3 separate regions of the Homo sapiens genome follow, and regions 2 and 3 are each linked to region 1. The links are chromatin loops, found by intact Hi-C in ENCODE. Cell type or tissue: dorsolateral prefrontal cortex. All regions are shown on one strand.

Evidence for each region. A loop is a pair of places that touch in the nucleus more often than their neighbours do. Peaks named below come from ENCODE experiments on the same cell type or tissue, not always from the same donor. Only the 100,000 strongest peaks of a DNase experiment are listed, where the experiment ranks them.
Region 2: it touches region 1 in a loop (4-fold over the local background); 2 of 110 quality-filtered maps call a loop at or near these places.
Region 3: it touches region 1 in a loop (4-fold over the local background); 20 of 110 quality-filtered maps call a loop at or near these places.

The regions. Positions count from the first base shown.
Region 1 is chr5:55,603,052-55,605,551 of GRCh38, reverse strand. It overlaps LOC124900980 (a long non-coding RNA gene), which reads left to right and starts at 490. Exons shown (of 2, transcript XR_007058776.1): 1 at 490-660; 2 at 2,016-2,332. RefSeq lists an enhancer at 525-1,724. In dorsolateral prefrontal cortex, a CTCF peak has its summit at 1,461; a DNase peak (open chromatin) is centred at 1,451; H3K4me3 peaks cover 956 bases; H3K27ac peaks cover 2,098 bases.
Region 2 is chr5:55,324,055-55,326,554 of GRCh38, reverse strand. MTREX (Mtr4 exosome RNA helicase) reads right to left here. Exons shown (of 27, transcript NM_015360.5): 3 at 2,357-2,423. All of the region lies in intron 1 of LOC124900979 (a long non-coding RNA gene), which reads left to right. Among named protein-coding and RNA genes, the nearest start is that of MTREX, 17 kb to the right of the region's middle. In dorsolateral prefrontal cortex, a CTCF peak has its summit at 1,541 (motif pointing left); no DNase peak of the experiment used is centred here.
Region 3 is chr5:55,671,354-55,673,853 of GRCh38, reverse strand. It overlaps SLC38A9 (solute carrier family 38 member 9), which reads left to right. Exons shown (of 16, transcript NM_173514.4): 4 at 1,159-1,291. Among named protein-coding and RNA genes, the nearest start is that of SLC38A9, 40 kb to the left of the region's middle. In dorsolateral prefrontal cortex, no CTCF peak of the experiment used is centred here; no DNase peak of the experiment used is centred here; H3K4me3 peaks cover 1,134 bases; H3K27ac peaks cover 1,929 bases.

The DNA of each region.
Region 1 (2,500 bases):
ATCAGAAGAATAACTGTCTACAGCAGCTATCAACTTAAGAAATGTATTTCTTAAATAATAAGACTTAGCCTGGTGCGGTGGCTCACGCCTGTAACCCCAGCACTTTGAGGGGCCAAGGCAGGCAGATCACCTGAGGTCAGGAGTTCGAGATCAGCCTGACCAACATGGAGAAACCCCGTCTCTACTAAAAATACAAAATTAGCCAGGCGTGGTGGTGCATGCCTGTAATTCCAGCTACTCGGTAGGCTGAGGCAGGAGAATCGCTTGAACCCAGGAGACGGAGGTTGCGGTGAGCCGAGATCACACCATTGCACTCCAGCCTGGGCAACAAGAGCGAAACTTGGTCTCAAAAAAACAATAATGATAATAATAATAATAAGACTTTAAATGTGAAATTATTCCTTGATCCATGGGGTACAGAATCAGAATGGATGTTGTATTAGAAGACATGAAAACATTAATCTCCTCTTACATCTTTTTTTTGGCGGGGGGATGTGGTGCTTGAATGGATCCTGGAGTCGGCCATTGCTCAAGCACACCACCAAACAGTGCCCTTGCAAAGCAGGCCTCATCCCTGTCCACCGGGCCCAGCACCTCCCGGGTCTACCTCATCTCAGACAACCCTGCTACTCTGAATCCTGATTTGAAATCTTGGTGAAGGTATGTTTTGTTGTTTTTCTAAGTCTTTTAAAAAGAATTATCTTGGTTTCTTTGCTCCTGATGACTTTTTGCCTAATAGCTGGAGCATGAATAATGCTCCATGACTAATCAGATTTAGCCTGCTGCAGAAACTGTTTTAGTTTATCAACTTAGGGGGCATTCTGTGGGAACAAAGTTAAGATTTCAAGAGGTTCCAATGGTTCGCAACCCTGCCCGACTTCGCTTAGGCTTAATACTGCACTGAGAGCAGTCAAACCACCTTATGACAGCTCTCCCCAGCTGCATGAAAGTCTCCTGTTGTCACTCACTCATATCTCCTCTCCTACTCTAAGCATTTTGGTTACCATTTTATTCCTAACAACTACACCTTGTCAGACACAGAAGGGCACTCAGGAAATATTTGTTGATGAAATGAATAAAATTTCTGATAAGAATAAAGAGTTCATTGTAAAAAAAAAATCAAACTGCAAACAAAATAGATGAAATTATACATGAATTTCTCTCAACTCTCTATGTATAATGTTAAATCAAGTTTAGCCTAAAGCTGCCCTATTACATATTTTAAATTTGGCCTAAAGGTTTCTCTGTACATCATGAAGTATAACCTAAATGGAAGGGTAAACAGACTATAGTCTACTCTTGTGCCAGTCACTGAGTTTTGGCCAATCAAATGTGGCCAACTGTTCAAACCATGCTAAAAGAAGGCAAACAGCTGAGCTGTAACCAATCCAGAGCTGTTTCTGTACCTCACTTCCGTTTTCTGTACTTCGTTTTCGTTTTTCTGTCCAGAAATCTTCTTCCACCACGTGGCTGCGCTGGAGTCTCTGAGCCTACTCTGGCTCAGGATGCTGCCCAATTCACAGATCATTCATCACTCAATTAAACTCTTTTGAATTTAATTCAGCTGAAGTTTTTCTCCTAATGGTAAAAACTCTCCTAAGTTTAAGAGCCATAGTGGAAATCACATGGAAAAAGCTGTAGATTTGATTACATAAAACTGCTAAACTCTGTAAATCAAAAAAAATCACAGACTAAATTAAAAGAGATCGAACTGGGAAAATATTTGCTACATGTATGATAGATTTACATGGAAATAAGTGGGGGCACCTAAGATATTCCAGGAAAAAATAAGAAAAGAACATGAAACAGACAATTCACAAAAGAGAAAGTATGAATGGCTAACAGCTAGAAAATAACTAAAAACTATTATTAACAAAAATTTAAAAATCAATTATAGTACTCATTTCTGACTGGGGCACAGTGAGCTGGGCACACTACTTCTTTCTAGATCTTCAGAGCCAAGTTTTTAAAACTCAAAGCTAGACATTGACTCAGTTTCTTTGTCTGCATTTTAGGTGTTTAGACCCCACCTGAGGAGCTGTACATAACAAAAGCCCTCAATGCCACTAAACCAATGGGAGAGGGGTAAGAGTACAAAGAATTTAAAACCACAATAGACTCATATTATTCTATTACCAGTAGATAGAAATCAAATACGTTTTATCAATTTGAAGAACGTTTTCCACGTCATCCAGTCACCCAGGCCACAAGATCCTCAGTGACGACAGATAATTATGAAATTAGTTGTATTATTGATACTGCTTTTTCCTGGGTATTGGCTTCCCAGAGTTACTGAGAGAATGATGGAATAAAGCATCGACTTTGTCATATAGAGCCATGTATTACAAGTAAAACTTGCTGTTTCAAAATCTTTTCCTTCTCTTTCAAAAAAACTATCATTTTCTTCTCTCTGAGCAGTTTTTGATAGAGTTCATCATTAGCAGGGGCCTCAAAACAGAACATTGCAAATCATGTCAGTTTCAGAATGATTTTTTTTTTT
Region 2 (2,500 bases), 280 kb after region 1:
CCTCAAGCCTGTGAAGAGGAAAAGTCACCCTGCTGAGAAAGTGGGAAGAAGTGACAGAAAGGTGGGCTTGAAGATAATCATGGAGCACAGAAGGGGCTTTTGACCTCCTGAGAATAGAGTTTGTATTTCTTTTTTCTTTTCTTTTTTCTTTTTTTGAGACAGAGTCTCACTCTGTCACCCAGGCTGGAGTACAGTGGCGTGATCTCAGCTCACTGCAACCTCCACCTCCCTGGTTCAAGCAATTCCCCTGCCTCAGCCTCCTGAGTAGCTGGGATTACAGGCACATGCCACCATGCCTGGTTAATTTTTTTTGTATTTTTAGTAGAGACGGGGTTTCACCATGCTGGCCAGACTGGTCTCAAACTCCTGACCTCAGGCAATCCGCCTGCCTCGCCCTCCCAAAGTGCTGGGATTATAGACGTGAGCCACTGTGCCCAGCCATGTTTATGTTTTTCCATCTTTTATAAGCCCAGATAACTGAATAGGGTCTAACATATCTTGAATAATCAAATGGACATCACACCTGTCAGACACTATGTACTACCTCTAAAGAAACATAAGAGACTTTCAGTAGAAAAATATTTTAAAAGATAAATTTCTAGAAATCATGTCCTTTGCAGTAACATGGATGCAGCTGGAGGCCATCATCCTGATTTAACGCAGAAACAGAAAATCAAATACCGCATATTCTCACTACGTTTAGTGAGAGCTAAACATAGGGTACACATGGACATAAAGATAAGAACAACAGACACTGAGGACTCCAACAGCAGGAAGTGAAGTGGGAAAGGGTTGAAAAACTATTTAATACCTACTGGGTAGTATGTTCACTATTTGGGTGACGGGTTCAACTGAAGCCCAAACCTCAGCATTACACGATATACCCATGTAACAAACCTGCACATGGCTAGGCACAGTGCCTCATGCCTGTAATCCCAGCACTTTGGGAGGCCAAGATGGCTGGATCACTTGAAGTCAGGAGTTTGAGACCAGCCTGACCAACATGGTGAAACCCAGTCTCTACTAAAAATAAAAAAAAAAATTAAAAAAAAAAAATTAGCCAAGCGTGGTGGCACGCACCTGTAATCCCAGCTGCTTGGGAGGCTGAGACAGAAGGATTGCTTGAGCCTGGGACGTGGAGGTTGCAGTGAGCCGAGATCACATCACTGCACTCCAGCCTGGATGACATAGTGAGACTCTTAAAAAAAAAAAAAACAAAAAAAAACCCCCCCAAAAAAACAACACTTGCATATATGTACCACCTCCTGAAAAAATCAAACTTGCATATGTACCACCTCCTGAATCTGAAGTTAAAAAAAAAAAAGATAAGGTTCTAAACCTACATTGAAAGTCTTTTTGTTAATTTGGATTACTCTGCTTATTCAACAGACTTTTAATGAGATTCTCCAATTACCTCTAAAAATAACTTGCTATAATGTTTATAATAAAAAATTTTGAGAAGGAAATAGTGTTATAGTTCCATCATGTCCCTAATGTGTATAAATTCTCACTTCTAAATGGATACAAGCTATCTCTGACCACCATCTTGTGGCAGAACAAAGAAACTGCAATTTATCAGTCATTGGAGCAAGACATGAAATAGCATGTAACCTTCAAAAATAGCACTGTTACTTAACTTTAGGAGTATGAATGCTCTAAACACCTACTCTGTGCTAGGTACTTTACCTAATTTACTTCTATAATCCTCACAACCACACCACAAGGTAGATCCCTTTATTGCAAATTTAAAAACTACAAAAAAACAATGTTTTTAAATAAACAAAGAGGTTAAGAAATTTACCCAAGATTGGCCCGGCGCAGTGGCTCATGCCTGTAATCCCAGCACTTTGGTAGGCTGAGGCAGGTGGATCACGAGGTCAGGAGTTTGAGACCAGCCTGGCCAACATAGTGAAACCCCATCTCTACTAAAAATACAAAAATTAGCCGGGCATGGTGGCGCACGCCTGTAATCCCAGCTACCCAGGAGGCTGAGGCAGGAGAATTGCTTGAACCCGGGAGGCGGAGGTTGCAGTAAGCCGAGATTGCGCCATTGCACTCCAGCCTGGTCGACAACAGCGAACCTCTGCCTTAAAAAAAAAAAAAAAAAAAAAAAAAAAAAAAAAAAAAAAAGTTAAAATAAGAAATTTACCCAAGATTATAGTTAAGAAAAATGCTGGGGGAGGATCTGAACCCAAGTTTAATTACAAAGCCCCAACTCTTCCACTAGGTACCCCATGGAAACTATTTATTGTTTCCAAGGTCCTCATGGCTAAACTGTTTGCTGATCATCATACTAGATAGTCCAAAGAAAAATCCCATTTGTAACACTAACCTTCTGTATGCTGTTTGTGCTTACCTCATGTGTACACCCTTCAACAGTTTCAACTGATTGTACCTTGACTCTGGGCATCAGGTCTGCCAAACTTAAAAAGAATTGTTTAAAGTTACACAAAAACAAATTACTTTTCTATAATTTGATAATAAGCCTCACATTGCACTG
Region 3 (2,500 bases), 68 kb before region 1:
TGTAGTCCCAGCTACTCTGGAGGCTGAGGCCAGAAAATTGCTTGAACTCAGGAGGTGGAGGTTGCAGTGAGCCGAGATCGCACCACTGCACTCCAGCCTAGGCGATAGAGTGAGACTCTGTCTCAAAAAAAAAAAAAAAAAAAAGATTAGATTAACAGTATCTCCAGAAATGGTTACCATATGTTACTACATTTTAAGTTCCTTTCAGAACCATAAGTATAGAGGAGTTAGTGGAACCAATGATAAATCTGGATTTTTTTTCTTCTTTCTTTGGATCTGTGCCTGAAATGGCAAATTATGTGCAATTTGGGGCACAGTGTCACTTATGATTTCAAGGAGCCTAAGAATCAGCAGAGGGATACAGTCTTTTGATAAAACTCTGCCTGGTCTTTTCATTTTGGATAGTATATTACTGGAAACTTCAGAAGAAAATGAGGGAGTTTCAGAAAGGAACTGAAGAGGTTGATGACTGAAAAGGATGATTGAACACCAAAATCTGCAGTTGATTAGGATGCAGACGTGGAAAGGAAGCATGTATATAAATAAAAGGGTATGTTACTAAAATCCGCAAAAAGTAGAATGAGGCAAAATATCTCCATTGTCATGATGTTCCATTTTATACTGAGTTGGATAAGTCTCATAAGGGATCTGATAGTTGAGGTCACTAATCCTTAATACATGAACCAAGGAATAAGAATTCTGTTTATCATAGGAAATAACTTGGGCCCATAAGGAAGGAGTAGAGACTCTTCAGGAGAGGGACATTTTAGTCCATAATTTCTCTGATTTAGTGCCAAAAGCTTTTTTGAGAGACTATTCAAAGCTGTCTTAAGTTTCATTGTTGGAAATTGATAGCTGCTGTATTTCTTTTTAATAACTGTTTTAAGTTCTTTCTGTTTTGTCTTCTCGGTTGCTAAATTCCTGAAGATTACAAAAAAAGTGTGCTTAAAGTAAAAGTGTTATGAGACAAAAGCTTTATTCTGTGGATAGGATAATACTTCTTTTGTAACATTTTCTGTTTGCACCAAAAGTGAGAAGTCAATGCCTTGCCTTTGTGCATCCCATTACTAATGGAGGATAAGAAGTTATTTTCTTCAAAGGCTGACTTCCAGAATTTTTGGCTGAACACTTTTTGTCAAGTGTATATTCCCTTTGTAGGCCTTTCTGTATAGAGCCCACAAACATCGTGAATGTGAATCATGTCATTCAGAGGGTTAGTGACCATGCCTCTGCCATGAACAAGAGAATTCATTACTACAGCCGGCTCACCACTCCTGCAGACAAGGCACTGGTAAGAGACAAAACATTACTAATAGTCTAAAATTCAGTTGAAATGAACAGTGAACAATATAAGCCAGGGCACCTCCCAGTGATTGAACTTCTTTCTGACTGTATTTCAAGGACAGCATCATGCAAAGTCAAAGATAGTAATTAACACACATCCTACATCTCAGGCCAGTTCATTCTTATCTAAATTTGAAACAATGTTTCTATGTTGACAACAACCTGGAGATTTTTTTGGATTAAATTCTCCTGATCCCCATTCCCCAAATCTCTGAGGAGGATAAATTACTTTTGAAATGGCAAGTTAGGCCATTGACTAATAGCAAATAATAACATGTTCTGCTTAGTGTGGACAATTTTAACTTTGAAGCTGTAAGGGAAATATTTTTTTAGAAATTTTCTACAAGAATGGGAAACTGGCCAAGCACAGTGACTCACTCCTGTAATCTCAGCATTTTGGGAGGCCAAGGCAAGAGGATCACTTGAGCCCAGGGGTTCAAGACCAGCCTGGAGAAGATGGTGAAACCCTGTCTCTACAAAAAAAAATTTTTTTAATTAGCCAAGCATGATGGCTCGCACCTATAGTTCCAGCTACTTGAGAGGCTGAGACAGGAGGATCCCTTGAGCCCAGGATGGATCCCTTGAGGATGCAGTGAGCTGTGATTGTGCCACTGCATCCCACCCAGACTGAGCAAAAGAGTGTGACCCATCTCTTTTTTTTTGAGATGGAGTGTCGCTCTATCACCCAGGCTGGAGTGCAGTGGCGCAATCTCGGCTCACCACAACCTCTGCCTCCTGGGTTCCAGCCATTCTCCTGCCTCAGCCTCCTGAGTAGCTGGGGTTACAGGTGTGCGCCACCACACCTGGCTCATTTTTGTATTTTGAGTAGAGACACGGTTTCACCATGTTGGCCAGGCTGGTCTTGAACTCCTGACCTCGTGACCCACCCACCCTGAGGTGCTGGGATTACAGGCGTGAGCCACTGTGCTCCCAAAGTGCTGGGATTACAGGCGTGAGCCACTGTGCCCGGCCATGTGACCCCATCTCTTAAAAAAAAAAAAAAAGAAGAATGGGAAACTGAAATATGTACACATAAATATAGTAGTTTCTTATTTAGCATTATTCTTTTATTGATCAAAACCAGGAGTCAAAGAGCCAGATACTAAATGTCTTAGACTTTGAGGTCACATGATATTCTTCATTTTGTTTATGATCA